Linked DNA regions of Homo sapiens: all the other regions are linked to region 2. A link is an interaction called in ENCODE POLR2A ChIA-PET data of the cell type or tissue named here. Cell type or tissue: GM12878. All regions are shown on one strand. Links, peaks and the distances in the headings refer to the core of each region. The heading gives the core; the rest is flanking DNA. Region 1 overlaps LINC02768 (long intergenic non-protein coding RNA 2768). Region 2 overlaps LYST (lysosomal trafficking regulator). Region 3 overlaps GNG4 (G protein subunit gamma 4).

Evidence for each region. ChIA-PET counts read pairs that join two places held together with the same protein. Peaks named below come from ENCODE experiments on the same cell type or tissue, not always from the same donor. Only the 100,000 strongest peaks of a DNase experiment are listed, where the experiment ranks them.
Region 1: POLR2A ChIA-PET joins it to region 2 with 5 read pairs; 5 of 35 experiments call an interaction of 5 or more read pairs at or near these places.
Region 3: POLR2A ChIA-PET joins it to region 2 with 5 read pairs; 3 of 35 experiments call an interaction of 5 or more read pairs at or near these places.

What each region holds. Positions count from the first base shown.
Region 1 is chr1:235,918,263-235,928,869 of GRCh38, reverse strand. All of the region lies in intron 2 of LINC02768 (long intergenic non-protein coding RNA 2768), which reads left to right. All of the region lies in intron 2 of LOC105373215 (a long non-coding RNA gene), which reads right to left. Among named protein-coding and RNA genes, the nearest start is that of LINC02768, 49 kb to the left of the region's middle. RefSeq lists enhancers at 5,197-5,246, 10,142-10,607. In GM12878, for the core only: no CTCF peak of the experiment used is centred there; a DNase peak (open chromatin) is centred at 5,244.
Region 2 is chr1:235,837,520-235,848,126 of GRCh38, reverse strand. The region is part of intron 1 of LYST (lysosomal trafficking regulator); the gene reads left to right. Among named protein-coding and RNA genes, the nearest start is that of MIR1537, 10 kb to the left of the region's middle. RefSeq lists an enhancer at 5,826-6,025. In GM12878, for the core only: a CTCF peak has its summit at 4,538 (motif pointing right); a DNase peak (open chromatin) is centred at 5,705; H3K4me3 peaks cover 1,054 bases; H3K27ac peaks cover 1,564 bases.
Region 3 is chr1:235,594,546-235,605,152 of GRCh38, reverse strand. GNG4 (G protein subunit gamma 4) reads left to right here. Exons shown (of 4, transcript NM_001098722.2): 2 at 9,642-9,753. Among named protein-coding and RNA genes, the nearest start is that of GNG4, 50 kb to the left of the region's middle. In GM12878, for the core only: CTCF peaks have their summits at 3,870 (motif pointing right) and 6,875; no DNase peak of the experiment used is centred there.

The sequences.
Region 1 (10,607 bases), core at 2,855-7,854, 81 kb before region 2:
AGACCAATATCACTGATAAATATAGATGCAAAAATCTTCAATGATATACTAGCTAACCAAATCCAACAGCACATCAAAAAAGATAATCCACCATGATCTAGTGGGTTTCATCCCATGGATGTAGGGATGGCTTAACATAGGCAAGTCAAAAAATGTGATACACCACATAAACAGAATTGAAAACAAAAACCATATGATTATCTCAATAGATGCATTTGATGAAATTAAGCATCCCTTTATGATAAAAATCCTCATCAAACTAGGCACAGAAGGGACTTACCTCAAAATAATAAAAGCCACATATGACAAACCCACAGCCAACAGCATACTGAATGGGGAAAAGTTGAAAGCATTTCCCTTGAGAACTGGAACAAGATAAGGATGCCCACTTTCACCACTTCTATTCAGCGTGGCACTGGAAGCCTTAGCCAGAGCAACCAGGCAAGAGAAGGAAATAAAGGACATCCAAATTGGAAAAGAGGAAGTCAAACTATCACTGTTCACTTATTATATGATCATATATCTAGAGAACCTTAAAGACTCCTCCAAGAGACTCCTAGATTTGATAAACCAATTCAGTAGTCTCAGGTTACAAAAATCGATGTACACAAATCAGTAGCACTGCTATACACAACAATCACCAAGCTAAGAATCAAATCAAGATCTTAATTCTGTTTGCAACAGCTGTAAAAAAGAAAAAAAAAACCCTAGGAATATACTTAATCAAGGATGTGAAAGATCTCTACAAGGAGAACTACACAACACTGCTGAAAGAAATCATAGATGACATGAACAAATGGAAACACATCCCATGCTCATGGATCAGAAGATTCAATGTCATAACAATGACCATATTGCCCAAAGCAATCTATAGATTCGGTGTAATTCCTATCAAAATGCCAACATTATTTCTCATAGAATTAGAAAAAACAATCCTAAAATTTATATGGAACCAAAAAAGAGCCTGAATACCCAAAGCAACCCTAAGCAAAAAGAACAAATCTGGAGACATAAGATTACTGGACTTTAAATTACACTACAAGGCCATAGTTACAAAAACAGCATAGTACTGGTATAAAAGTCAACACACAGACCATAGAGAACCCAGAAATAAAGCCAAATACTTACAGCCAACTGATCTTTGACAAAGCAAACAACACAAATTGGGGAAAGGACATCCTATTTAATAAATGGTGCTGGGAAAACTGGATAGCCATCTATAGAAGAATGAAACTGGATTCCTCTCACCTTATATAAAAATCAACTCAAGATGGATCAAAGACTTAATTCTAAGACCTGAAACCATAAAAATTCTAGAAGATAACCTAGGAAAAATTCTTCTGAGAATTGACTTAGGCAAATAATTTATGACCAAGACTCCAAAAGCAAATGCAACAAAAACAAAAATAAATAAATGGCACCTAATTAAACTAAAAAGCTTCTGTACAGCAAAATAAATAATCATCAGAGTAAACAGACAGCCCACAGAACGGAAGAAAATATTTGCAAACTATGCATCCAACAAAAAACTAATATCCAGAATCTACAAGGAACTCAAGCAAATCAGCAAGAAAAAAACAAATAATCCCATCAAAAAGTGGGCAAATTATATGAATAGACATTTCTCAAAAGAATATATGCAAATGTACAACAAATATATGAAAAAATACTCTGCTAATCATCAGGGAAATGCAAATTAAAACCGCAATGACATACCACCTTACTCCTGCAAGAATGGCTATTATTAAAAAGTCAAAAAACAATAGATGTTGGCATGGATGTGGTGAAAAGGGAACGCTTATACACTGCGGGTGGGAATGTAAATTAGTATTACCTATATGGAAAGCAGTATGGAGATTTCTTTTTTTTTCTTCCTTTTTTCTTTTTCTTTTTTTTTTTTCTTTTTTTTTTTTTTTTTTGAGACAGAGTTTCACTCTTGTTGCCCGGGCTGGAGTGCAATGGCACGATCTTGGCTCACAACAACCTCCACCTCCCGGGCTCAAGCGATTCTCCCACCTCAGCCTCCTGAGTAGCTGGGATTACAGGCGCCCACCACTACACTCAGCTAATTTTGTATTTTTAGTAGACACGGGGTTTCTCCATGTTGGTCAGGCTGGTCTCGAACTCCCAACCTGAGGTGATCCTCCCACCTTGGCCTCCCAAAGTGCTGGGATTAAAGGCATGAGCCACCACGCCCAGCCTGAGATTTCTTAAAGAACTAAAAGTAGATCTACCATTCTATCCAGCAATCCCACTACTGGGTATGTACCTAAAGGAAGATAAGTCATTATATGAAAAAGACACCTGCACACATATGGTTATTGTAGCACAATTCACAATTGCAAATATATGGAACCAACCTAAGTGCCCATCGACCAATGTGTGGATAAAGAAAATATGGTATATATACATCATGGAATACTACTCAGCCATAAAAAGTAATAAAATAATGTCTTTTTCAAGAACTTGGATGTAACTGGAGGCCATTATTCTAAGTGAAGTAACTCAGGAATAGAAAACCAAACACCATATGTTCTCACTTATATATGAGAGCTAAGCTATGGGTATGCAAAGGCAGACAGAGCGGTATAATGGACTTTGGAGACTCAGAAAGGGGAGGATGGGAGGGAAATGCAAGATTAAAAACTGCATATTGGGTACAATGCACACTACTCGGGAGACAGGTGTACTAAGATCTCAGATTTCACCACTATACAATTCAGCCAGGTAATCCAAAACCACTTGTACCCCAAAACTATTGAAATAAAAATATTTTTTAAAAATAAAATATTAAATGTCCTGAAATATTACTAATGCTGCATCTATAAAAATCATTAACATTTCAATATATAAAATAACCATTTGCTTAATACAAAGCAAGAACCTGACAAAGCCCTTTCACACTCTACGGTTGTTTGTCTCTTGTCTCAATATCTGATTTATCTAACCTGGGCACTGTCAGACAGACTCATGCAGAAAACAGACTTTTTTTTTTTTGGAGACAAGATCTCACTCTGTCGCCCTGGCTGGAGTACAGTGGCATGATCTCGGCTCACTGCAGCTTCTGCCTCCCGGGTTCAAGTGGTTCTTGTGCCTCAGCCTCTCGAGTAGCTGGGATTACAGGCGTGCGCCACCAGGACCGGCTAATTTTTTGTGTGTTTTTAGTAGAGACAGGGTTTCGCCATGTTGGCCAGGCTGGTCTCAAACTCTTGACCTCAGGTGATCCGCCCACCTCAACCTCCCAAAGTGCTGCTGGGATTACAGGCATGAGCTACCTCGCCCAGCCCAGAAAACTTTAAAGACACCCTGATCCTTACTTTGAAGTCAAAATCCCACTAGATTGTGTATAAAATTGTGGGTTGTAGCTCCGTCAATGCAGGGCTTCAAGACGGCTTGATGGAAAAACCTCCTTTTAGGTGAGTTTTCACCAATGGAGGCTTTCAACTACCAATGTAAAGTCGTCAGGGAGGTGCTAGAAGGTCACACTCTTAGCGTGTTTGATTGGTGGTCTTCCACCTAGCGTCCCAACCCCTCTCCCTGTGTGAATGAGGGAGAAATATGCTTTATGCATTTGGTGACTTGGCAAATCTGGGGGAGAGGAGTGAGCTGATTTAGGTGACTTAGACCCTTGGTCATGGGGCAGACACGTGGGGATCAATTTCCTCATTTAAGTTATATTCTTCTCAGAAATCATTGCAGCATGTCTTTAATACAATACATTTCTCCAAAACAAATATTTACTGACTGAAGTTGTCTTCATAGCCATGGCAACTCTCGCTAGTGTTTTATACACATACATATATGTGTATATATGTACATATTGATACACACATACAGAGGCATACACATTTATGTGTGTGTGTGTATATATATGTATATATGTATATATATGTATATATATATGTGTGTGTATATATATATATATATATATATATATATATATATATATATGCAGGTAGCTGAAAGACTGATGTATGACCTCTAAGCTATACCTGTGGGCTGCTAACCTCAACATTTTGGATCGTCTTTTTTTATCTCTCCAGAAAGAAAAGGGATAGCAAATTGTTTGTTTAGATTCTTGAGTGTAATTGAATAATGTATCTCCCCCCCGATCTGTTCCCAGGCAGAAGTGTTGCAATATCAAAGCCTGAATCCAATTCCCGGGTTGTCACTCTTCATGTTTTCACCTGTCCACATTGTTGTATGTCACAGAAGGGAAATAGACCCTTCCAGAAAGACAAGTGGCCTGTGAGCTTTGGTGCCAAGAATGTGTTGGAAACCTTAGAAAAGTAATGAGTGCGGTGAGCCATACTCCTGTTCCCCACCTGCCCTGGACCGTTTGTGCCATTTGTTGCTACTGTACTTGCTGTCCTGTTTAAACTGCAGCAGAACGATAGTCTTTGACTAGGGCTGGCTGCAGAATTTGATGCGGGGGTCCAGGGTGGTCTCTGCAATTGGGTTGTTAGACATGAGCCTGGAGGGTCCTTTGCTCTGTCTTTTCGGTCGGTTTGGTCTGGACCATGTGATGCCATCTACAAAATCCCAGGGTGTTTTTAGCTGGTAAAATGAAAGAATTTTAGCACTGGACTGGCCGTAATGGGCATTCCCGGGGCTGTTTTACCCAGTGGCCAGCAGCTTCTGCTTCAATACATACAGCAGGAGCTCACTGCCTTTCTTCCCCACTGGCCAGCGCACAGGGCTGGCCTCCTGGTCAAGCGACCTGTACAGGTGCACAGGACTTGCACCCAGAAGGCTCCCACACTTGGTTTAATGGTCCGCTGTTGCTGTCTTGAAATTCTTAATAATTCTTGAGCAAGGAGGCCCTGCATTTTCATTTTGCACTGCGCCCCATAAATTATGTAGCTTGTGCTGCCAGCACATTTAAAGCTACCTTCACCCATCAACCACACACAGGATGTTTGTACAAACATTCAGTCATTACCTGCCTCCAGACCCCACCCTGCCCTCGCTTCCTGCTCTGCTCCAGGTGCTGACTTCCAACCCTGGGCTTTTCCACCTGCTTCCAGCCTCATTTGACTTAACCTGCCTTGACCCTTGAGATTTGAAGTCTGAACCTGGCTTCTCTAATTTGACCCTTAAACGTCAAACGCCTCAGTGGTTGCAGGCTCTAGTCTTGGTTTTTCCCACTTGTCACCACTTAGAATGAATTCAAAGCCCAACTCAGCTCTGATCTCCAGACGCTTAACAGAGACGGGCCTCAGCCCCAGGAGATTAGTCAGCTGATTCTATATACAGAGAGTTATTTTGGGCTTTTGTTAAAAGTACACTGAGCCAAACATCTGCTTCCCTATAGTTCCTACACATTACCTGGTAAATGTGGTAGAGTGCTAGTTACTGAGTCAGCAAGTAAACAGATGCGAAAAATAAACATACTGAAATTAAGCATGTTTGTTATAGATATTAAACCACCTCCCTCTCCAGTTAAAATATCCAAATGATTCTTCCAGTCATCCTTCACACATCTCTACACAACTAGCTCAGCCTCACACTCCCAGATCAACTACCTCCATCAGATATCCCAACACCCAGGCGCCCTGTTCACGCATTCTCAGTCCACCCCTGACTTCCATTCAGACAGGTCTGCTCATGGCTCTTCATCCCATCCTCTTCTCTGTCCCCATGACCCCTCCCAGATAGCCACCAGGCCTGCCATGTCATTTCATGGTGACAAGTCTTCCTAAGCATCTTCTGTTGCGGGGTTCTGCTTTCGTGCCTCTCCCGCCGTCAGCATCCCCTGTGCCCCATGCTCTGAATTTTTCTGGGCTCTTGCACAGTGATGTTTATTCTGACTATTGCTGTGCCTGGGCCACCTCAGTTACAGTCCCCCCGAGACAGAACTGCAGCCACCTCCAGCACCGCCCTTGTCTCCTGGGTTATCTCTTTTGATCTTCCTAGACCTGCTCATACCAATTCTTAGACTCATTGGTAGCACAACCCTTCAAAGGGACACCTTTGAGTGTGTGTGTGTGTGTGCGCGCGCTTGCGCATGTATATGTGTGTTCATGTATGTGTGTTTATGTGCATGGGTGAATGTGTGTATGTGAGTTTGTGTGTGTGCGCAGATACATGCATGTGTGTGAACAAGGATCATTTCACTCTTACTGAGAGTGTTAATTTCATTATAGGAACTAGCCTTGTACATCAACACATACCTGACATCTGTGCTCTGATGTCACTTTCAGCCCAGTACTATATGAGTTCAATGACAGCATCTCCAAACTGCCTTGTCTCATATTTGAACCCAAGCCCTTGGCCATTCTTGTTTTCCACAGCAGTGTGCATTAACCTAGTGGTTGCCAAACCCAGCAGCCCAGTAGACTCAGGTGGGGAGTGTTTTTCAATGTATTTCCTATGGTAGCAACTCAGAGCTGCGGAATCTGAGTCTCTGCGAGACGGGCCCTGAAATCCTCATATTTCCAAAGCTCTGCAGACTGAACCTAATTTGGAAAGTCTAAGAGCAAACCACCTCCACCCAGACATAAAGCTAATAAATGCACCTTACATGGGCATCGGGTGCATAACCCTGCATTAGGTAGGTAAGTATTATTATCTCAATTTCATAGTTGAAATAACCGAGGCCCCGGGAGACCATGCGACCTGTCTGAGAGAGAACGCAGCCAGGACTCTGCAAGTTTGCCTCCCTGAGGCCACTCTCCCCACCGTCCATGGGACTGCTCCTGCAGTGTGTGAAGTCAGATCTAGGGTCCTCCTTGTGTGCCACATCCTAAACCATAACCCTGGAAGCGGCTTGGGCACAAGGGCACATCCAGACAGCATCTGCTGGGACCTGCCTCTAAAATCCCCCAGCTCCCTTACCCTGTCTACTCTGTTTATTCTGCACAGACCCGTCATGGAACTACTGGGTGGGCATTTGTTCACGTGTCCATCACCTGCTACGCTTGGGGCTCCCTGAGATGGTTGGGGTGCTGTGGAATGTGTACTGGTCTCCGATGGATGTGGAAGAGATCTGGGTGTGACTCTTAGTTTGGCCAGTCTATGAGTTTGCTAGAGCTGCCTTAACAGAGAACCACCAACTGGGTGGCTTCAATTACAGAACGTATGTCTCACAGTTCTGGAGGCCAGAAGTACGAGATCAAGATGTGGGCAGGGTGGGCTCCTTCTGAGGGAGTGAGGGATTTGTTCTACACCCCTCTCCTGGCCTCTGGTGTTTCGCTGGTCATCCTTGGCATTCCTTGATGGCCTGGAGAGCATCACTCTGATTTCTGCCTTCATCTTCACGTGGAATTCTCCCTGTGTACGTGTCTGTATCCAAATTTCCTCTTTTTATAAGGACACCAAACATATTGGAGAGGGGCCACCCTAATGACCACGTTTTAACTTGATTACCTCTGTAAAGACCCTGTCTTTCAATAAGGACACTTTCTGAGGTACTGGGGGACCTCAATATATCTTTTGGGGGACACAAACTCATAAGAGCAAGCATCTTGTTTTATGAATTGGAGCAAGTCACTGAACCTCATAGAATCAGTTTATTCATCCGTGAAACAGGGATTTAAAAATACCCACTGTGCAGGCTTCTTTCTTAATAACTGTTAGAAGATTAGATAAGGCACAAAAATGTTTTTTCAAAGCAAGGTAGAGAACAGTGAGGTTAGTTACTACAATCGAGGTTAAAAGAGGTGGGGCAACTCTCCATCCACTAACACCCACTCCCGCCCTGTGAGTGCGTGTGTGTGTGTGTGTGCGTGTGTGTGTGTGTGTACCATACACTGTGATTGTCCGGATCATCAGAGCCTCAGGCAGATTCTAACAGAAACCACATACCAAACAGACATGATTATTCCCAAATGCTGACTTCAAATTTTCACTCACATGAAGGGTATATCATCACTCAAATCAAGAATTAGGCACCGTTGTTGCTGTTAAATAGGCCTTATCTTTAGTTCAGCATGTTTCCTAAACTTATCACAGACACATTAAAAGCACAGATCCCCCTCCCCAGGGATTCAGGCTCCTTTGGTCTGGGTAGGGCCCGAGGGATCTGCATTTGAGCAAGCTCCTGGCGTGAGTCTTATTGGACAAGCCTGGAACAGGGCTGCCCTGATCACAGTAGGACCGGATTTCTCACCCTGCCTCCTCTGCGGCTCATCAGCCAGTTCCAGTCACTGGACCTGGGAGGGGCCTCCATTTCCTCACCTTTAACCCTGTGCCTGATTTTGAGTCTTGAGCTTTCCAGGTCCTTTCGAGCCATAAAATGCCACCTCTTTGCTTGTGGATTTGGAATTCTCTGCATTATAATAAGCTCCTTGAACTACCTCTGACATCTTTTGCCATATATTTTCCCATCGTCTGGAGGGTTGGGGGCCTCTTTACTCAGTGGGTTTCCAGCCAAGCTGACCTGCCCACTGCGGTTGACAGCATGTGTGGAGAAGAGCAGCAGACCAGGGGAACCAGCTCAGAGCAGAACACCCTCAGTGCAGTCTTTTCTGTCTACAGCAGGGAGGGACGGTCTTGTTCCTGGCCTCCAGGGTAAGTCTGCAGACCAGCTGGGGGCCTGTTTGGCTTAGGCTTACCTTTTAACATGGCCACGCTGTGAATCACTGCTGTGAAACAATGACTGGTCATTTAAATGCCCTTGGCACACTCAGCAGTCTAGGATGAACAAATTGTTTTGTTGATTTAGTTTTGTTAGAGAAAGGAGAGAGAGAAATAAAGAGAGAGAGAGAGACCCTAATACATTGCTGGTGGAAATGTAAAGTGGTGCAGCTAGTAGGGAAAACGGTCTGGCAATTCCTCAAAATGTTAAACATACAGAGGTGTGGCCCAGCATTTCCACTCCTAGTTCTATTACTCAAGAGAAATGAAAGCGCATATCTACACAGAAACTTGTACACTCATGTTTATAGCAGCATTATTCACAATGGCCAAAAGGAAGAAGCAACCATTGACAGAGGAATGGATAAGCAAGTTGTGGTTTACGCACACCATGGAATATCATGTAGCCACAAAAAAGGGATGAAGTATTATACATGCTATGACTTGGATGCACCTGGAAAATGTGCTAGGTGAAAGAAGCCCGACACAAAAAGAACACATGTTCCGTGATTCCTTTTATATGAAATATCCAGAACAGGCAAATCTACAGAGGTAGAAAGCAGATTTGTGATTGTCAGGGACGGGGGGAGGGGGAAATGGGAGTGACTGCTTAATGGGTACCAGATGTTATTCTGGGAGATGAAAAGGTTTTGAAACTAGAGAGGTGGTGATTGCACGACATTGCGAGTGCACTAAATACCACTGAATTGTGCACTTTATAATAGTTCATGGTATGTTATGTCAATTGCGCATCAATAAAAAGAGAGAGAGAAAAGGGTAAGGGAGAGTCTGGTAGAGGGAAGAGAGGAAAAATGAGAAAGAGAAGAGAAGCAATATTATTAGGCCTGGCATGTGAATTTTTTTATTTTTAAAGGATAATGTGACCATTGAGTCACTGAAATGGAACAGAGCACTCCTCTGATTACAGTGACCACTGACCTCCTATGAGGGGTGGAAGCTCTGTGGCTTCCTTTTCGCCAGCAGCAGTCTTCGATACCGCAAGTCACAAGATGTGGCACCAGCATTATATCTTTGGGTCGACTGGGGGAGGCCCCTCCGGCAGTCTCTCAATCAAACATCTCCAGCTCAGAGGACTCTGCTCTGAGATTAAACCACACAAGGTTCTTTCAGCCCGGGGTCTGGGTAAGGGGTCTGGGCAACCACTTCGGGGCTCAGTGGGCATGTGGGGTACACAGGGAAACGTGAGCCCATCTGGGCTGCAGATTCACTAGGACACTCGGATGGACTGTTTTCGTTAGCTCTCAAATGTGCAAATCATGCTTTTCCTGGTGCTTGGCAGGGCAAAGGCTTGGATTTTTTTTTAAAAAGACAACCTGATGGAGATTGGAGCTGGACAGCAAAGAAGACACATTAGTTGGCCAGTCTAGAGAATGCATTCGGAAGGGTTTCAGCACAAGTCCTCTGCTGTTGAGGTTTGCAGCCCTTGCATTGGGTGCCTTTCAGATAGTCTGGACAAAGGCCTCTGGTAGAGCTGACTGCCTATAACAAAATCACTTCAGAATGAGTATGGAGTTCTACAAAATTCACTGTCTCAAGTCAGACCTGCATGGACTCTAAATGACTGATCTTGGCTGCTTGCCTAGACATCTACCTCCAGGACCACCCTGTTAGCAGTTTGGTGTCTACTTGTGGGTTCCAGCCACCAATCACAGCATCGTCCTTCACTGATGGCTGCTTCCCACATCTCTGCCTAAATCTATGTCCCACTCCGAGGCACTCAGCACTGATGCTGATCATTCCTAAATGCAGATTCTAGAGCGACAGTCGCGCAGAATCTCAGATAAGTTATTATTAATAGAAAAGAATTCAATGTGACACCTAGCATACATAGGCTTTGCCACAGTCAGAACAAAGGTCTTGCAGCACATCCGAGGCTTCCCAACACGCAGATGCTCTCTTGGAGCCCTGAGGAAGCTTCCAGAGCTGTGCCGTTTGCTTGCACCCGGGCAGATCCAGATGGCAGCTGATCACTGCAGGGCTCTGTGATCTGTGCGCCAGCTGGTCCGCTC
Region 2 (10,607 bases), core at 2,682-7,681:
TCATATGATCTATCTTGGAGAAAGTTCCATGTGCTGTTGAATAGAATGTATATTCTGCAGTTGTTGGATGAAATGTCTGTATATATCTGTCAAGTCCATTTGTTCCAAGGTATAGTTTAAATTCATTGTTTCTTTGTTGACCTTCTGTGTTGATGACCTGTCTGGTCATTGGAGTATTGAAGTCCCCCACTATTATTGTGTTGCTGTCTCATTTCTTAGGTCTATTAGTAATTGTTTTATAAATTTGGGAGCTCCAGTGTTAAGTGCATATATGTTTAGGATTGTGATATCTTCCTGTTGGACAAGGCCTTTTACCATTATATAATGTCCCTCTTTGTCTCTTTTAACTGCTGTTGCTTTAAAGTTTGTTTTGTCTGATGTAAGAATACCTTGCTGGCTTTTGGTGTCCATTTGCATGAAATGCCTTTTCCCACCCCTTTACCGTATGTGAGTGCTTATGTGTTAGGTGAGTATCCTGAAGGCAATAGATAGTTGATTGGTGAATTCTTATCCATTCTGTGGTTCTGTATCTTTTAAGTGGAGCATTTAGGCCATTTACATTCAATTTTAGCATTGAAATGTGCGGTATGGTTCCATTCATCATGCTCCTTGTTGCCTCTGTACTTTTGTTTGTTGTTGTTTTGTTTTTGCTTTTTAACTTGCATTTTTGTTCTATAGGCCCTGTGTGATTTATGCTTTGAAGAGGTTCTGTTTTGATGTGTTTCCAGGATTTGTTTCAAGACTTGGAGCTCCTTTTAGCAGTTCTTCTAGTGGTGGCTTGGTGATGGCGAATTCTCTCAGCATGTGTTTGTCTGAAAAAGACTGTATCTTTCCTTCATATATGATGCTTAATTTTGCTGGATACAAAATTCTTGGCTGATAATTGTTTTGTTTGAGGAGTCTGAAGTTAGGGCCCCAATCCCTTCTAGCTTATAGGGTTTCTGCTGAGAAATCTGCTGTTAATCTGATAGGTTTTCTTTTATAGGCTACCTGGTACTACTGTTTCACAGCTCTTAAAATTCTTTCCTTCATCTTAACTTTGGATAACCTCATGACAATGTGCCTACGCGAAGATCTTTTTGAGATGAATTTCCCAGGTGATCTTTATGCTTCTGTATTTGGATGTCTACGTCTCTAGCAAGGCCAGGGAAGTTTTCCTCAATTATCCACCCAGATATGTTTTCCAAGCTTTTAGAATTCTCTTCTTCCTCAGGAACACTGATTATTCTTAGGTGTGGTCATTTAACATAATCCCAGACTTCTTGGAGGCTTTGTTCATATTTTCGTATTCTTTTTTCTTTGTCTTTGTTGGATTGGGTTAATTCGAAGACCTTGTCTTCGAGCTCTGAATTTCTTTCTTCTACTTGTTTAGTTCTATCGCTGAGACTTTCCAGAGCATTTTGCATTTCTAAAAGTGTGTCCAAAGTTTCCTGAATTTTTTATTGTTTTTTTTCTTTATGCTATCTATTTCTTTGAATATTTCTCCCTTCACTTCTTATATCATTTTTTGGATTTCCTTGCACTGGGCTTCACCTTTCTCTGGTCCCTCCCTGATTAGCTTAATATCTAACCTCCTGAATTCTTTGTCAGGTAAATCAGGGATTTCTTCTTGGTTTGGATCTATTGCTGGTGAACTAGAGAAATTTTGGGGGGGTGTTGAAGAGCCTTGTTTTGTCATATTACCAGGGTTGGTTTTCTGGTTCCTTCTCATTTGGGTAGGCTCTGTCAGAGGGAAGGTCTAGGGCTGAAGACTGTTGTTCAGATTCTTTTGTCCCACGGGGTGTTCCCTTGATGTAGTATACTCCTCCTTTTCCTATGGATGTGGCTTCCTGTGAGCCGAACTGCAGTGATTGTTGTCTCTCTTCTGGGTCTAGCCACCCAGCGAGTCTCCCTGGCTCCAGGCCGGTACTGGGGGTTGTCTACACAGAGTCCTGTGATGTGAACCATCTATGGGTCTCTCAGCCATGGATACCAGCGCCTTTTCTGGTGCAGGTGGTGGAGGGTGCAGTGGACTCCGTGAGGGTCCTTAGCTTTGGTGGTTTAATGCTCTATTTTTGTACTGGTTGGCCATGTTTTAATGCTCTATTTTTGTGCTGGTTGGCCTCCTGCCAGGAGGTGGCGCTTTCCAGAAAGCATCAGCTGTAGTAGTACAGAGAAAGATATGCGGTGGGCAGGGCCCTAGAACTCCCAAGATTAAATGCCCTTTGTCTTTTGCTACCAGGGTGGATAGGGAAGGACCATCAGGTGGGGGTGGGGCTAGGTGTGTATGAGCTCAGCAGCTCCTTGGTTGGGTCGTGCTGGGGCTGCTGTGGGGAATTGGGGGTGAGATTCCCAGTTTACTGGAGTTGTGTACTTAGGAGGATTATGGCTGCCTCTGCTGAGTCATGAAGGTTGTCAGGGAAGTGGGGGAAAGCCAGCAGTCGGAGCCCTCACCCAGCTCCCACGCAAACAGAAGGGCCACTCTCACTCCCACCGTGTCCCCCCTAACTGCCGGGAGTCTGTTTCCAGGCTGAGGGCTAGATGGGCTTGAAAACTTCCCCGAGGCTATCCACCTCTCAGCTACGAAAGAAAAGGGCTTTAGTTCTTCCTTCCACCTGTGAAGTCTGCGAGCTGGATTTGCACCCTCCCCGGAGTTCTGGCCAGCAGGCTTCTCACCGCGTTCAAATTGTTAGAAAGTTAGGCTAGAGAATTCCTTTCCCTGTGGGGTTTTACCCCCTGCTCCTCTAGCCACCCTCCCAATGGATCCTTGTGGTGCCAGGCAGGAATGGGCTACTTAAGGACCCAGGGAGCTCCCAGGGCCTTTCTGCTGCATTCTCTACCCCTGTAATTCACTAGGCTTGGCTCTCTAACTTGATTCAGCTCAGGTAAGGTCAGAAACTTCTCCAGCAAACAGACCTTCAGCTTCTCCAGTGGGGGTGTGTGTTCAGGAGAGGAGGGTCTCCCTTTCCCACTTGCACAGTTGGGGCACTCACAGTATTTGGGGGTCTCCTGGGGCCTGCAGGAGCAATCCGCTTCCTTCAGAGGGTCTGTGGGTCCTCTCGGGATTGCTGGTTTGTTCTTGCAGTGGATCTGGAGCTCAAATTCACAATGCAAGCCACCACATGCTGCTCTGTCCAGAGCTGCAATCTAGTCCTGCCTCCCTTCGCCATGATCCCAGGAGCTCCTCTCTTTAGTTAGGAATCATTCTGATGGTTATTGCTTAACACATCTAGTATTGACTAAAAAGTTACACAGTAAAGCTTAGATTAACAGATATTTTCTTGCTTAAATATTGTACAGTTCAACTGATATGTTTTAACTGGCTTATTCTTTAAAGAGAATTATATTAATCTGAACAAGTGCAGTTTCCCCCTCCCCCTCTTTGGTCCCCTTCCCCCCACCAGTGTCCTGCATTTCAGACATATAGTTCTGTGTTGTAGTCTAAAAAGTTTGTAGAGAGAGGTTTAAAAATCTTGTTTCCAGGTGTATGTATTACAATCCAGTGGACTTGAGTAAAGGTTCTGGATACCATTTAGAGGTAGTATTTAGTGTTAGGGAAACGCCTTTGCCTGTTGTCTAATTTCTAATCGACAGAAGAAGAAAGGCTATGTATCTTCTAAACTTGCTTATTTCAGTTTTAGTTAATTACCCCCCAAAACATATGTAACTCCAAGACAACTGGGATAGTAGAGTCCAGTGACTAATCATTTCTGTGACCTTGGACCTGTAGGCCTCAGTTTTTCTCAACTGTAGAATGTGGGGTTAGAGAATATGATATCTAAAATTTCTGCCATTATGACAACATAAGATTCTAAGTTATTCATGTTTATTCCTTTATTCATGTCATTTATGAAATGATATAAATGGTGTTATCTTTTTTTCTCATAAAGATTTTTTATTTTTACTGATGTGTTGTAAAGACTATATGAGATCTTTGAGAAAGTTGCTAATCAATCTATCAATATATATTAAACTCTGGAGAGCTGGGATTTAGAATAGTTAAATCCATATAAACTAACCTTTATTTTCAAGAAGGCTGCTTCAAATCATGGCAGATTTTGATTTAACAGAATTTATTGGGCACTTATTATTCTGTACATTATTTTGCCTAATTCTTAAAATAACCCTGATTTATCACAGTCTCCTCTTTGGCACATAACATTTTTGAAAAAAAGTCTTTCCAATGGCAACTTCTCTAATACTATTGAATTGAGAAAATTAGGCAAGCACGTAGTGTTACTTTAAAAGGGAATTTTCCAGGATTTTTTGGCATTTGGTGAAAGACTAACAAGTCTTTTGGGTGTTACTGTTTGATGAGGAAAAAGTATGCTTTCTAATCAACCTATAAGAATAAATATCATTATTATAACCTTTTTTGTTGTTTTTTCCTTTTACTTCTTTTTTTTCTTGTGGAAGCCACAAGACAAGGAAAAAGCAGAAAATACAGGGACTTCCTATTTTTTTTTTCAGTGCTTCCCTGGAAATAGCGTTATGAAACAGAACATCATTTTCCTCACACTGATCTGAGGAAAGCTTGCAGTGATCTTTTTCTTCCTTCAGATGGCACTGTCTGTCATAAGGTGTGCAGCTAGTACTGAGCATTTACATAGAGCTATAAAATTTGTCAACAATGTTTACTGAGGTTATATAATTTCTTAGGCTCCACATAGCAACTCTGTGGGGTAGTTTATGGAAGAGGCAGCCAAACTTCACACAGCTCTGTGTGACTAGCTAGTAATTGCTAGATTCCTGATCTGCGGCTTCTGGGTCCTATTTCACTACTGTCATGATGCCTACTGTATGTATATCCCACTATTCAGAACAGATTCATAAATAGTGAAAATAGAATGAGCTGGAGCATATTAATAAATATCTATTAAAATATTTACTTAATAAATAAATATTGGAATTAATGAATTTATGAAAAAGGGAACTGTAGCACAATGGACCCCTTTCCCTTCTTATCACTGTGGCCACTGGCTATTTGATATTTATTGAAAAGGAAACTCAGCCACCTAGGGACCATTTCTTGCCCTGTTGTTGAGCTTGAGATTTTATTTTCAGTGGTACATGTAATGTCCTTGGTAGCATTGTCTAGAACACAGACATGACAAGGCATCTAAAAATGCCATTATATGAGGAGCTGCCCTAAAAGTGAAGAATATATGTGGTCATGACTTGCTGTGAGGGGCGGGTGTAGTAGTTCTCTGTGTCAAGAAGATAAATGCATGAAAATCCACAAGACTGAGGGTGATAGCTTAATTCTGTAATCTTTTAGGTGGATAATAAGTTGTGGAAATTAATCACAGAACTGGAACAGAGCTAAGATATCAAAGTTAACTATCCAGATGTCTGCAGGAAGTCTCATTCAATGAAAGCAGAGCCACTGTTGACTGACTTTAGTGACCATTTCATTTCCAGAAGGTAAAGGAAATAATCCAGGGAACCAGTACTCTTGAGTCTATCTTTGACCTAACTTGACTACGAGGGGCTTAATTAGACAAGTTAACCTAATGAAAATCCTGAGAGAGAGGCCACGCCATTCATTCGGCAAATGAGTAGAATCGAATGCCTGCTGTTAGCTGTGTTCTGTTCTAGATGCTAGAGATTTAGCAGTGAATACAACAGACAAAATCTCTGTCATTATAGGGCTTTCATTTTAAGAACTTACAATGATCTGTTGTCCAAAAATACTAGCTTCATGGTTACTTAACTGCAAGGACCTTAACTTTCACTTCACTTTAGACATCTGCTTGCAGGGCCACACTGTGGATGTTGTCATCTGGGACCGCTTGTTTCAGAAATCTAAAAATTCTAACATCTTCATTCCCACATTGTGTACTCTTCAGTCTGGTAGAGATCCACACTTCCTTGATTGCCTGGATTTTCTGCTTGTCTATCAACATTTATTTTCCTGGCCTCTTTCTTTTTCCTACCCAGTCTGTGTCTCATTTTTGGCCATAAGGACTGTTCTTCCACCCATACCCTTGGGTCCCCTTCACTTATGCTTCTGCTGCCTCCACCCACCAAAACTCCCATTTCCAGATCAGTGATAACAGTCTGCACTGTCTATTATTAGACCCAAGCAGCTGAATCCTGCTGGTGAATCTGAAATAGCTGAAAAAATCCATACCACCAGAAATTCATGGTTTTCCACCTCTGCTAAGCTAGTAGCCAACCAGTAAATTATTTTGTCTGTCATCACTACTTTCCCCCATTTGACTATTCTTCCAATAATTATTCTAAATTACTTAGCCTTTAGCCCCCAATCTCTAGACTCTCTTCTTTAAGCAGACAACTTTGCCTATTACTTGAATGAAAAAATTGAGCCAGTCATTCTTGAGCTCCCTCAGTTTCTGGCCTTCCACCTGTTTTCTATATCTGCAATTCTCCTTACCTCCTTTCCCTCAGCCTCAGAGGATGATGTGTCCCCTCCTGCTTCCCCGCCCCAGCCTAACCTCTTCACCTATACCCTTGATCCAATCCACACTTATTTTCTCCATGAATTTTGTCCTTCATTCATTCGTTCTCTTGCCCCTGTCTTCAGTATCTTCCCTTGTGCTGGCTGCAGTGGTATGCTAGTAAAGTGGCTCTCCTGGAGAAAGAAACAAAAAAGACCCTAATGTGTAGCATTTGCCCATTTCCATGATGGAAATACTCTCACCATGATGATTTTAAGCTACCAACATGGTGCCAGTGATGCTGGGAAGAAGTACACACAATCAGAGCTGATAGGAGATGGCTGGCCACGCCGCACCACCTCTTATTTCTTATAGCCTAAAAATACGGTTCTTCCAATTCTTTAAAAAATACAAATACTTGAAAAAAAAAATTCCTTAACCTATGCCTCCTTCTCCAGCTCCTCTCTATTTTCTGTTTTTCTTTTCTAATCCTGCCTTCTCAGGAGAGTCTATACTTGCTATTTCCTTATTCGGTCTGGTATTGGAAACCATGAGATGGAGTTAAGGATAGTTGTTGAGAAGGTATACATTTTGAGCATTGCTGAAATTGGAATGAAAGGCATGGTGGATTTAGTCTCAGTAGTCACTGTAAAGAAGTTAGTCACTGGCCTAATAGACAGAGGACTCAGCTCACCTGGTGTGGAGTGGTTTTGCCCTGACAGCAGACTCTGCACACGTGCCTCAGTTCTTCTTGTGTGTTCTTCGCAGGTGACAGTACCATTTATCCAGTTAACCAAGCCAGTATTCAGAGAGTTGTCCTGATCCCTCCCTTACCACTCACTTCTCCATCCAATTAATCACCAAAATTGTGCTCATTTTAATTCTTGGATATTTAATAAAATTATATTATTCTACTGTTGCTTTAGAAAAAAATATCCTTACCATTTGCTTGGAGTATGACGCCAGTCTCCAAATTGGTTTTCATGCAGCTAGAGTTTTCTCCATAAAATGTGTCTTCCACATTGCCACTAGAATGACCTATGTGTTCAAGATTGACCATGCCACTCACATGTTCAAAATAATTCATGGGCTTCCTGTCACCTGTAGCAGTGAGTCTCAGCCCTGACTGTTCATTAGAATCACCTATGAAGCTTGTTAAAAATACCGATGTTTAGGTCTTGCTGTGGGTTTAGCAGATTAGGTTCTCTGATCATGGGGCCTAGACAAACTCTATAGGTGATTCTGATAAGACTCACTAGCCAATAGATTAAAGCCCAAGGTTCTTAGCATAGTGTACAAAAGCCTTTCACCATCTGGTCTTTGCCAGCCACTCCCTCCATCCTCACTTTTCCTGTTTCTCATTTTGTAGTTGTGATACCAAACTTACTGTAATTTCTTCAGTGACAACTTGAGCTGCTGTTTCCATCTCTAATGCTTTTCTTCCCTTCTTTTCTCCCTTTACCTGTACAACTTCAATTTATTCTTCATGAAGCTTCCCTGGCCACTCAAATTGGGTTAAGTGCCCCTTAGCAGTACATAGTACCCTATATATTGATTTGCCTTTGCCACCGTAATGTAATCTTCTTGAGGGCAGAGACTGGAATTACTTTATGTTCTTAGTGTCTGATACAAAGTGGTTGTTTTGTAAATGATAGCTGGCAGACTAATAAGCAGGAAGAGGAATATGGAACAAAGCCGGAATATAGAGAATTGGAGTACAGAGTTCCTAAAATTCGAAGAAAAGGTAGGTAAGATGCCAGAGATAGTCTCTTGAAGGGAAAGTGGTTACAAGGTGATAATAGGCAGTATCTCTACTGAACAATTGGAAATAATATGTGAAGGAAAGGGAGAGGGAACATGGCCACATGAACTGATGATTTATTTTATTTATTTATTTATTATTTTATTTTATTTTATTTTATTTCATTTTATTTTATTTTTTGAGACAGAGTCTCGCTCTGTCGCCCAGGCTGGTGTGTAGTGGCGCGATCTCAGTTCACTGCAACCTTCTCTCCCAGGTTCAAGCAATTCTCCTGCCTTAGCCTCCTGAGTTACTGGGACTATAGGCGGTGCCACCGCACATGGCTAATTTTTGTATTTTTAGTAGAGATGGGGCGTGGTGGGGGGGGTTCTCCGTGTTGGCCAGGCTGGTCTCGAACTCCCAATCTCAGGTGATCCACCCACCTTGGCCTCCCAAAGTGCTGAGATTACATGCATGAGCCACCATGCCCAGCATGAACTGATTTTTAAATAATGTGCACAAGAAAGAAAGAAGGATATGAAACCAAATGGTCGTGTGCAGTGGATCACGCCTGTAATCCCAGCACTTTGGAAGGGTGGAGGTGGGCGGATTACCTGAGGTCAGGAGTTTGAGATCAGCCTGGCCAACTTGAACCTGGGAGGTGGAGGTTGCAGTGAGCTGAGATCATGCCACTGCACTCCATCCTGGGCGACAGAGCGAGATTCTGTCTCAAAAAAAAAACTGTATATATATATATGCACACATACACCCACACATATAAAACCTATAGAATAGGAACACAGTCCTGGTAGAATAATGAGCTAAGATTTTGAAAAAGTTGGGCTGACCTTTTACATTTTATATGTAGAGAACGAAAATGAGGCCAGGTGCAGTGGCTCACGCCTGTAATCCCAACACTTTGGGAAGTCAAGGCGGGAGGTTCACTTGAGCCCAGAAGTTCGAGACCAGCCTGGACAACATGGTGAGACCCTGTCTCTACAAAAAGAAAGAAAGGGCGCAGGGGTGGGGGATAGGGCAGTAGGGGGAGAGAGAGAGAATGAGTATGACAAATAAATAATAGATTCTTACCAACAAATGGACCCAATAATCAGATACAGAGAACAAATGAAATTTCTTAGCTTTCTTCTCTTCTCTGACATGGAGAATGATCTACACACAGACTAAGAAGGGTACAAGTGAGAAAAATAAGAGGAGAAAATTGAAGCCCAAGATTGGGGAGGAGATTGTATCAGAACTCTGGATGCTCTAAAATGAATTCACATCTCACGGTCAGATTCTGAGAACATTTGTTAATGTCATTGCTCAACTAATAATCTTTGAGTAATTATAGTGAAATGTGAAAACTTGTAGAAGCCTGTGGAGGAATAATGTTCTAAAATTTAAAAAAATGTAGCTTCCATAGATTTTTGTAAACTTGATGTTACTTCCACAAAAGACTCTAGAGATCATTTTTAAAGATTTTCAAATATTATACTTAAAGAAAAGATGAGCAATAAAGGCTATGTAGGCTTTCTAAGAATTCATTCCAGATAACCCAGTTTCTACCTATAGAGTCTACATTTACAGATTAGGAGAATGCTGCAGCTGTAATATATCTAGATTCCCATGGAGTATTTGACAGTCCACCATTCTATACTTGGGAACATGAAGGAGAGTTGGATTATAGTATGGGTATAGTTATTGAACAATGGAACTCAATCTTGATTTAGTTACTCATTGGCAGCCTGGCAGGAAGTCTCTTATGGGCTGCTGTTTTTTGACCCTGTTACACTCATCAGTTTAACACCTCCTTCCCACTTCTCACTCTCAGCTGGCAGTCTTGCTGTTTATTGCACCAAGAAAATAGAAGCACCTGAAAAAAATTCTTGGTCCTCCTATTGCCAAATATACTAATCTTCCTACATCTATACTCGTATTCTCTGACATTCTTCTTATTCAATTAGATGAACTGCCACTGTTCCTTCCACTTGTATGTTGGTCTTCTTCGTTTTGCCTACTCATTGTTCCTAGAATTCTCTCTTCTCATTCTAGTTTTTCATCTATTTTCCTTTCTCTGTTAGAGAAACATACTATGTTTCAGCTTAGAAACAAGCTATAATATTAATCAGGTTTTTTTTTAACCTCACTTATCTCATGTCCTCCTCAAGCCATCACCCGTTCCCTTGCATGCTTTGTGGCAGAACTTCTCAAAAGAGCTGTTTAAATTGCTTGCCTTCATTTCCTCACCACTCTTTTCCACCCCACCAAGACCATTCTTTGAAAAGATTGTCAGTAACTTCCATGTTGCTAAATCCAGCAGTCAATTCCCAGTCTTCATCTTACTTAACTTAACTTCTCAGAATTCTTTTTTTTTTTTTTTTGAAACAGGGTCTCACTCTTACCCAGGCTGGTATGCGGTGGCTCAATCTCAGCTCACTGCAACCTCCCCCTTTCAGGTTCAAGCAGTTCTCATACCTCATCCTCCC
Region 3 (10,607 bases), core at 3,630-8,629, 240 kb after region 2:
AGTGAGATGCCTGACATAGTATGTGTTTAATGAATGAATGAATGATATGGGGTTCTCACCTTATTTTTGCTGCTTATTAGCTATTTAATGGCTTTGGACAAATGACTTAGCTGGCCGGATCTCAATTTTCTCATTTTACAAGTGAAAAAAATTGAGGTGAGTATAGGTTATAAATTCTGCTTCTCAGTTCATGCTCCCATCACCCTGAGATACATTCCTCTCCCACAGCCATGAAACGCCATACAATTGTCAGAGAGGCGTTTCTTGTAGGTATTACAAAGAACAACAACAACAAAATCTGATTCTTTGTAGTAGTGAGCACAGACTTGTGGCCACATTTCTGGGTTCCTGACTATACTGAGTTCAGAGTTTACCCCCAGAATTCATATATATCCAGAACTTCAGAATATGACTTTATTTGGAAAGTGGGTCTTTGCAAATATGATTAAGTTGAGGTCATACTGGATTAAAGTGGGACCTAAGACCAATGGCTGGTATCTTTATAAGGAGCGAAGATGACACGGTGAGACACAGAGAAGTGGGTTATGTGAAGATGGGGGCAGAGATTGGAGTGATGTCTACAAATCAAGGATTGAATGTCAAGTGTTATCAGAGGTCACCAGATGATAGGAAAAGATGAGGAAGAAGGATTTTCTCCTGGGGCCTTCAGAGGGAGCGTGACCCTGCCAACACCTTGATTTTGGACTTCCAGCCTCCGGAGCTGTGAGAGAATAAATTTTTGTTGCTTAGAACCACACGGTTTGTAGTAATTTGTTCCCACAGCTCTAGGAAGCTGAGACGTGGCCCAGCCACGCCATCGCTCAACTACCTTTTCGTCCCCCGTGTGGTGATCTGCCCACTTCAGTAGAGCTGCGATAGACTCGAATGACAATGAATTCATTCTAGACTGTAAGGTTTATAGACTGTACAAACACACCAGACACAGGTTTGTGTTCCTCCATACGTGCCGGTCAACACCGTGGTCCAGTTTGAGTAACTTGAATAACCCAGCAGTCAGAAAGAATTAACATCACAGTCAGTAAGGGCTGATGTAAGAGCCTCAGGCCACGAGTAAACTTCTAACATCTTCTCCTGTTGATTAAGAGTTTTGATTTCTACCTGCAAGGCCGAAGCAATGGTCAGGGAGTGTCTGGGTGGCCAGCTAGGTGAGGGAGTGGATAGCGTGAAGGGTCCCACGGAAGGTGGATCTAGTTTCTCTTTCTGTTGTTTATTCTGCACTAATTTGTCAAATGTTCTTAAGTATAACCGCTGGTCTGCCAACCTTCTCTAATTTTCTTGACCTTAATAAGGACCAGATAAGGTGACAGGTGACCAGCAGGCCCCAGCGTCGTTCGGACCCCGCGTGCTCTTCCTAAGAAACTGTGGTTGTCTCTCAAGTCCATTACAACCCATGCCCTGCCCAAAGCTTCGAATCCCTGGACTTGTTTAGCATCTGTGTGATTAGGTGTTATTAGACCAGCTGGATGCTATCGGGCACTCAAGATGTAAGTTGAGTAATTGAGACCCATACTGTAAAATGTATCAAGCTTGCCTATCACAGTACTTAATTTGCAAAGTGGTTGAAGTCGGAGTGGGGAAGAGTCATCCCCCTGCGAGGGGGACGGTGTTCCTACTGCAAACGTAGAGCCCTGGGTGTCTGGGTGGGAGGGCACCTCGTTCCCTGCACTCCCTTCAGGGGTCAGGACATTCAGCTCCAGCCTAGGATGACTGAGAAACAGCAGAATTGATCATGTGGTGCTAAAATGCCACCTTACACATCCACGTGTACAGATAGAAAGGCTGTGCCCTTTGCTGCCACAGCGATTATGACATCCAGGTGAATTAGGACTTCCCCTGCCTTTTATTATTATTATTATTATTATTATTATTAATTATTATTATCATTATTGAGATAGAGTCTTGCTCTGTTGTCCAGGCTGGAGTGCAAGTGGCGCGATCTCTGCTCACTGCAACCTCCACCTCCCAGACTCATGCGATTCTCCTGCCTTAGCCTCCCAAGTAGCTGGGACTTCAGGCACCTGCCACCACACCTGGCTAATTTTTGTATTTTTAGTAAAGACAGGGTTTCACTATGTTGGCCAGGCTGATCTGGAACTCCTGACTTCAACTGATTTGCCCACCTCCCAAAGTGCTGGGATTACAGGTGTGAGCAACCGCACCCGGCCCTCCCCTCCCTTTTAGATCCCTGTGTGGAAGCGAACGTGACCTCTATTCTTGAGGGAATGCCAAGATGTCAACTCAGTTAGTGAAATTCTTGTGACAATTCAAAGCCAATTTTTCTTACAGCTGAAAGGGGGGAATCTTAATGCTCACGATGAACGCTAGGAGAACCCAGCCTGAATGTTGGTGCAAAAGCAGTGCTATCTGGTGGGCCTAGCATCTAACAGAATTTTAGGGTAAAATGTTAGACCCTAGAAATAAACACAGTTTCACTAGGTGGAATCCTTGTTAGACCTGAGTGCCTCATTGTATTGAGTTTCCCAAATACAAGCTCTTAAATGAGTACTTCTGTCTCAGGTTTAAAAGCATTTTCAAGGCAGCCATCCAGTATACTAACCTCTGTTGAAATACTGTATCGGTTAGTGAGATGCAAAGCTGCTGTGACCAAGAGACGCAGAAACACGGTGACTTAAAGAGTGTGGAAATGTATTTCACTTTCTCATATGAGCCCAGAAGTAAGAAGCCAGGCTAACGGGGCCGCTCAGCTCCAGGGGGAATTTGGGGACGTGGGCTCTTTCCGTTTTGTTTCTCTCTCGTCCCCCAGGACTGTGCTTCTCAGATTGTCTTGAGCATCAGAACCACCTGGAGGCCTTGTTAAGCACTTTCCCACGCCCAGAGCTTCTTTTTTGTTGTTGTTGTTGAGATCGGGTCTCGCTCTGTGGACCAGGCTGGAGTGCAATGGCGCGATCTCAGCTCACTGCAACCTCCGCCTCCTGGGTTCAAGTGATTCTCCTGCCTCAGCCTCTTCAGTAGCTGGAATTATAGGCACCTGCCACCATGCCTGGCTAATTTTTGTATTTTTAGTAGAGACGGGGTTTCACTATGTTGGCCAGGCTGGTCTCAAACTTCTGACCTCAGGTGATCCACCCGCCTCGGCCTCCCAAAGTGCTGGGATTACAGGCGTGAGCCACTGTGCCTGGCCCCAGAGCTTCTATTTTGGTAGGTCTGAGTGGGCCCAAGCATTTGCATTTCTGACACGTTCCCAGGGGACATTGATGCCTCCGGTCCAGGGACCACACCTGGAGGCACCACTCAGGCCACTGTCCTCGCCTGCCCTTGTTGAACTTAAGCTGTAGACACATCCACGTGTGATGGGAAAGAGCTCAGAGGTCCCCAAATGATATCTGAAAGCCCAGGCCTGGAAGCGGCACCCATCATTTCCACTCATTCATCGTCGGCATCTCCATTGGCAAGACGTGAGTCACAAAGCCACACGTAGCTGCAAGCGACCCTGGGGAATATCTATCCAGGGGCCACCTGCCCTGTCACCATGACATTCCTGTGAGAGGAAGGGGAGCATGGGTTCTGTGGACAGCCAGCCCACATACACCCATGACAATATGATCATTGCTTATTTATACATCTCTCCCTCAGCACCTGAGCTCTTTGAGGGCGGGCAAGTCTCATTCCATCTTACGGCTTCAGAATCTATCATAGAAAGCAATGTAGATGCTAAAGTCCAGGTCAAGTTCTTTGGTTATACACTGAGAGCCGGGCGCCTCCCTCATAAGAATATTCATGGATCAGCATGGTGATTCCAGCAGTCCATGGCGCCCCTCACCAGGCAGTAAGCTCTGTGAGAGCAGAGACCTCACACCTGTGCCTCAAAGCCGAGCACCACTAGGGGGCTCCTCTTTTAGATGATTTAATTAATTCTAGTAGCCACATCTTTCATCCATTGCTTGGAATGTATTTCAGATGTCAGCCCACCAGCCTATCCCATACCCTAACAAGGGGTTTTAGACACCTTCCCTGTATCATCACTGTTTCTCAAAGTAAGGAAGTTGTTGGAGCCATCAGTACATCTGCATGACTCTGGGTCATTACCCTTCACAACCCAGAGTTAATTTAGCTCCATTTAAGAACTGAAACAGCAGCAGCCATGGGGAATTAAAGTCTCTGTTGAAGCCTCAGTTTATTCTTTCATGCACACCAGAGTCACGTTCATAGGGACTGGCTACGGCGTGCCCGCCCTATCTTGGCAATGGGGGCACAGAAGCTAAAAAAAACAAGGCCTCTGCCCTTGAGGGGCTCCCAGTTAGCTCATGGCCAGCCAGTGGGCCTTCCCACTACCTCACAATGAAACACAGCAATTTTTTCAAAGATGAATATATTTTCTTCTTTTGAGAGGGAAGAAAAGCTTTTGAAAACATCATGGTAAAATTTAGTGCTATTAAAAAGCAGCTTTCAGCCAGGAGTGGTGGCTCATGCCTGTAATCCCAATGCTTTGGGATGCCAAGGTGGGAGGATCCTTTGAGCCAGGAGTTCAAAACCGGCCTGGGCAATACAGTGAGATCCTGTCTGTACAAAAAGTTTAAAAATTAGCTGGGTGTAGTCCTAACTACTCCAGACGCTGAGGTTGGAGGATCACTTGAGCCCAGGAGATTAAGGCTGCAGTGAGCTATGATTGCACCACTGCACTCCGGCCTGGGTGACAGAGCAAGACCCTCTCTCTTACACACACACACATATACACACACACACACACACACACAAAAGCCAGGCGCCATGGCTCACGCCTGTAATCCCAACGCTTTGGGAGGCCAAGGTGGGCAGATCACTTGAGGTCAGGGGTTCAAGACCAGCCTGGCCAATATGTTGAAACTCCATATCTACTAAAAATATAAAAATTAGCTGGGCATGGTGGCACATGCCTGTAATCCCAGCTACTCGAGTGACTGAGGCAGGACAATTTCTTGAACCCAGGAGGTGGAGGTTGTGGTGTGCCAAGATCGTGCCACTGTACTCCAGCCTGGGCGACAGAGTGAGACTCTGCCTGTCTAAAAAAAAAAAAAAAAAAAAAAAAAAAAAGCTTTCTTCCGCAACCAGATAAAGGAATCCAGTCAAGAGCTAAATTCCCATCAGCTCCAACAATCTGTGTTATTTTGAGAAATAGCAATGATACAGGGAAGGTGTCTAAAATCACTTCCTGGGGTAGGCTGGTGGGTTGACATCTGAAATACATTTCAAGCGTTGGATGGAAGATGCTATGCAAATGCCAGGAGGACAAGGAGAAATTGATAGTGTCTTTTCTGATGTGTGGCCTCTCAAAGAGCTTCTAGAGTTAGTAAGTTATCTAAAAGAGGAATCTAAAAAGCTGATGGGGCTGTGAATAACATTAAGGGTCAGGAGAACAGCACCTCTGCTGTCCACCACTGTTATGACTGACCCACGTGTCTTCAGCCAGGCTCTTCATCTTGGACCCTGCATAAGGCAGGACTGGGCCCTGCTGGTCTAGCTCAGAACTTTTCAAACTCTAACGTAAACCTGAATCACCTGGGTTAAAACGCAGATTCGGCTGGGTGCAATGCCTCACACATGTAACCCCAGCACTTTGGGAGGCCAAGGTGGGCGGATCACTTGAGGTCAGAGTTTGTTATCAGCCTGGCCAACATGGTGAAACCCCGTCTCTACTAAAAATGCAAAAATTAGCCAGGCGTGTTGGCTCGCGCCTGTAATCCCAGCTACTCGGGAGGCTGAGGCAGGAGACTCGCTTGAACCCGGGAGGCGGCGGTTGCAGTGAACCAAGATCGCGTCACTGCACTCCAGCCTAGGCAACAAAGCGAGACTCTGTCTCAAAAAAAAAAAAAACAAACCAAAAAACAAACAACGACAACAAAAAAACCCGCAGATTTGACTTCGTAGGTTTGGGTAGGACCTGAGATTCTGCATTGCTAACGAGCTCCAGGGGATACTGAAGCTGATGTCTCCCACCAGGCTGTGAGTAGCAGCATGCAGCCTCCCCGAGGTCCCAGCCAGTCCTGTTGAGTGAGAGCCTGAGATACGGGTTTCATGACATACACACCAAAGTGTGGGATGCTCCAGCTAGATGCAGACTTGAGCAGTGTGTCTCAAACGCGGCTGCACATTAAAAGCACCTGGGAAGGCCGGGTGTGGTGGCTCATGCCTGTAATCCCAGCACTTTGGGAGGCCAAGGCAGGCGGATCACTTGAGGTCAGGGGTTCAAGACCAGCCTGACCAACATGGTGAAACCCCATCTCTACTAAAAATACAAAAATTAAGCTAGGCATGGTGGCATGCACCTGTAATCCCAGGTACTTGGGAGGCTGAGGCAGGAGAGTCACTTGAACCTAGGAGTCGGAGGTTGCAGTGAGCCGAGATCACACCACTGCACTCCAGCCTGGGCAACAGAGTGAGCCTGTCTCAAAAAAAAAAAAATCACCTGGGAAGCTTCAACTTCCACTGATGCCTCAGTCCTCCCCCAGAGATTGTGGCTTAAAGGGCCTGGGGTTTGACTTGGGCATCAAGATCTTTATTTTTTTAATTTTATATTTTTGGGGTTTTTTGAGAAAGGGTCTCTGTTGCCCAGGCTGGAGTGCAGTAGCATGATTACAGCTCACTGCAGCCTCAAAATTCCAGGCTCAGGCGATCCTCCTGCCTCAGCCTCCTGAATAGCTGGGATCACAGGCGTGTGCCACCACACCCAGATAATTTTTAAATTTTTTGTAGAGATGGGGTCTTACTGTGCTGCCCAGGCTGGTCTTGAACTCCTGGGCTCAAACAATCCTCCGCTGCAGATTCCCAAAGCACTGGGATTACAGACGTGAGTCACTGCACCCAGCTGGAATCGGGATCCTTAAAAGTCCCCCTAGTGGTTCAGATGTACAGCAAAGTCTGAGAAGCTCTGGTTGCCTATAGAGCAGTGGTTTTATCATAATCTCCAAGAGAGCTAAGACAGAACTCTAAGGTCATGGAGGTGGGTAGAGCAGGGCCTTAGTCTCTGTACATTCCCAGAGGATTCTGATCCCAACCAAATTTGGGGAACCGATGGTAGAGAACAGCTTCCCCACAGTGGGCTGGGGAGTGTAGTGTGCAACCTACAGGTACAGCCTTGATCCAGCACCTCAGCCCTCTGGGTGGGGTCTTGGGTAGCCAGAGTCAGGGAAGCCAGTTGCCTCAGTGGTTCTGTTTTCCCCAGAATGTGGTGGAAAAGTAGAAGAAGCACTGTTATATTAAAATACAAAACCAACTCCGGGTGCAGTGGTTCACCCCTGTAATCCCAGCACTTTGGGAGGTGAGTGGATCACCTGAGGTCAGGAGTTCAAGATTAGCCTGGCCAACATGGTGAAACCCTGTCTCTACAAAAATAGAAAAAAAATTAGCCAGGTGTGGTGGTGGGCACCTGTAATCCCACCTACTTGGGAGGCTGAGGCAGGAGAATCACTTGAATCTGGGAGGTAGAGTTTGCAGTGAGCTGAGATCGCACCATTGCACTCCAGCCTGGGCTACAGAGTGAGACTCCATCTGAAAAAAAAAAAAATACACACACACACACACACACACACACACACACACACACACAGCAAACAAGTTAAAAAAAAAAACAAACTAAAACATAAAGCATTCCTGGATCTCTGTCAGAGCTCTTTACAAGATCATGAGTCCCATTCATAAGAGCTCCATCCTCATGACTTAACCACCTCTCAGAGGTCCCACCTCCTAACAGCATCACCTTGGGGCTTTGGATTTCAATATAGGAATTTGGGGGGGGTAGGGGGGACATAAACATTCTGACCATAGCACAGGCTGAGAAAAATGCACCAAGCACAACTTCAAACCATCTCCCCTGAAGTTGAGGCCAAAATGAATTTGGATTCCATTTTAGCCAGGGGAGCAAACAGGTCTGTCAGCTTATTCTTGTCGGGCTTTTAGCTTTGCTCCAAGTTCATTAGGATGCCTCGGAGATGGATGCCGTAGGGCAGAGCATTCGGAAAACCCTTGGGGAATGAACTCATTACCCCAGAGTCAGCCATCCTGGAGAGACTGTCCTGGAGAAGTCACAGTTACGGAGGATGGCTGCAAAGGGAAGGCGAACAGGGCTATGAGTCTTGAATGGGCTGTAAGAAACCTTTCAAAGGCCAGGCACAGTGGCTCATGGCTGTAATCCCAGCACTTTGGGAGGCCGTAGGTGGGAGGATCCCTTGAGCCTAGGAGTTCAAGACCAGCCTGGGCAACATAGTGAAACTCCGTCTCTACAAAATAAAAAAAAAAAAAGTAAAAATTAGCCAGGCATGGTAGTGGACGCCTGTAGTCCCAGCTACACAGGAGGCTCAGGTGGCAGGCTCGTTTGAGCCCAGTTCAAGCCTACAGTGAGCCGTGATTTTTCCACTGCACTCCAGCCTGGGCAACGAAGCGAGACCCTATCTCAAAAAATAAATATTAAAAAAAAAGAGCTTTCGAGTCGTCTGATCTCTTCTATGCTAAATGTCCTTTGGTTGAAATCAAATTTCTAATGCATGTAAGTATATTATACATCAACAGGCTAACCATAGTTATCTCTGGGAAAAGGCATTATCACTGGTCTTTATTTTCTTTGTTGTAATTATCTTTATCTGCACATTTTTTGATAATAGGTGTTTTTTTGTTTTGTTTTGTTTTTTGCTCTTGTTGCCCAGGCATGATCTTGGCTCACCGCAACCTCTGCCTGTCGGGTTCAAATGATTCTCCCACCTCAGCTTCCCAACTAGCTAGGATTACAGGCATGTGCCACCACGCCTGGCTAATTTTGTATTTTTTGTAGAGACAGGGTTTCTCCATATTTGTCAGGCTGGTCTCGAACTTCCCACCTCAGTTGATCTGCCCACCTCGGCCTCCCAAAATGCTGGGATTACAGGCATAAGCCCCTGCGCCCGGCCAGGTGTGTGTGTGTGTGTGTGTGTGTGTGTGTGTGTGTGTGTGTGTATTTTGTTTGTTTGTTTTTGTTTTGTTTTTGTTTTTGAGACAGAGTCTCGCTCTGTCACCCAGGCTGGAGTGCAGTGGAGCGATCTTGGCTCACCGCAAGCTCCGCCTCCCGGGTTCACACTATTCTCCTGCCTCAGCCTCCCAGGTAGCTGGGACTACAGGCGCCCACCATCACGCCTGGCTAATTTTTTGTATTTTTAGTGGAGACGGGGTTTCACCCAGTTAGCCAAGATGGTCTCGATCTCCTGACCTCGTGATCCGCCCGCCTCGGCCTCCCAAAGTGCTGGGATTACAGGCATGAGCCACCGCGCCCGGCCCCAAGTGTATATTTTTATAAGAAGAAAACACGTGACCTGTTTCCATTTGGCATAGGTTTGGCTGGAGCTGGGGCTCCTTGTGTTGGGGGGCAGAGCGACTGGGCATGAAGGTTTGCAGGGTCCAGGGGAGCAGTCTGGTGAGGCCCGGGGTGGCCTGTGGCCCTGAAGTTGTGTTTCCAGTCTGCTCTGGGTCAGATCTGAGGGTTCTCTGTCTGCCTCGAGCTCCCCATCTCCCCAAGGTCTGATATGGAGTCCCCAGGCTTTTGGGGAAGGCTGCTGAGTTTGAGGAGAGGGGAACCATGGGACAGGGTGGATGGGGACTCTGGGAGCAATGCCAGGGAGTCCCCACACCTCTAGACATGTCTCTGGTTGTGCTTTCAGGTGACCTCAAAGCAGAAGCTCTGAATTCACCTCTCATCTGACGACTGACAGCTGCTGCCACCGCCAGCCTCTGTCCCTTGCCCAGGCCTGTCACACGGCTGCCTCTCAGCAGGTAAGGAGAGTGACTTACCCTGTGTAGGGGCAGGAGGACAGCAGGTGTCTTCGCCAGGAGCATGTGTGTGGGCTGGGGTGAGACTCAGTTCTCAGGATCCTTGATGGTGGCCAGGTCCTCACAGCATCACTTTCTTCTAGCAATCATCACTGTCCTGTCCCCTTCTCCCACCCTCCACGGCAGACACGGGGCCCTTAGAAACCTTTTGCCACCTCCTGTTATCCCCTATGTGAATGGATGTGCACCTGTTGGGGGAGCAGGGGAGGAGAACTGAGCCATCCCCGAGGGCTGCTGGGCCTTGGCTGGGGAACCGTGCTGTGTGCTTCCCTGTGGGAAAAGAGATGCTATTGCAGTGAGCTTCCTTGTTCAGCAAGGATGAAAGGAGGTCCACCACTCACTTCCTCCCCACTCGCAGTTTAAGCTGCTGGGTCCCTTCAGGCTCAGGGATAGCTGTGAGAGGTGACAGCGTGCTGGCAACCCTCACAGCCCTTGCTCGCTCTCGGCGCCTCCTCTGCCTGGGCTCCCACTTTGGCAGCACTTGAGGAGCCCTTCAGCCCTCTGCTGCACTGTGGGAGCCCCTTCCTGGGCTGGCCAAGGCGGGAGCTGGCTCCCTCAGCTTGCAGGGAGGTGTGGAGGGAGAGGCACGGGCGGGAACTGGGGCTGCGCACGGTGCTTGCGGACCAGCGTGAGTTCTGGGTGGGCGTGGGTTTAGCGGCCCCGCACTGGGAGCGGCCGGCCCGCAAGCCCCGGGCAGTGAGGGGCTTAGCACCTGGGCCAGCAGCTGCTGTGCTCAACTTCTCACCAGGCCTTAGCTGCCTCCCTGCGGGGCAGGGCTCGGGACCTGCAGCCCACCA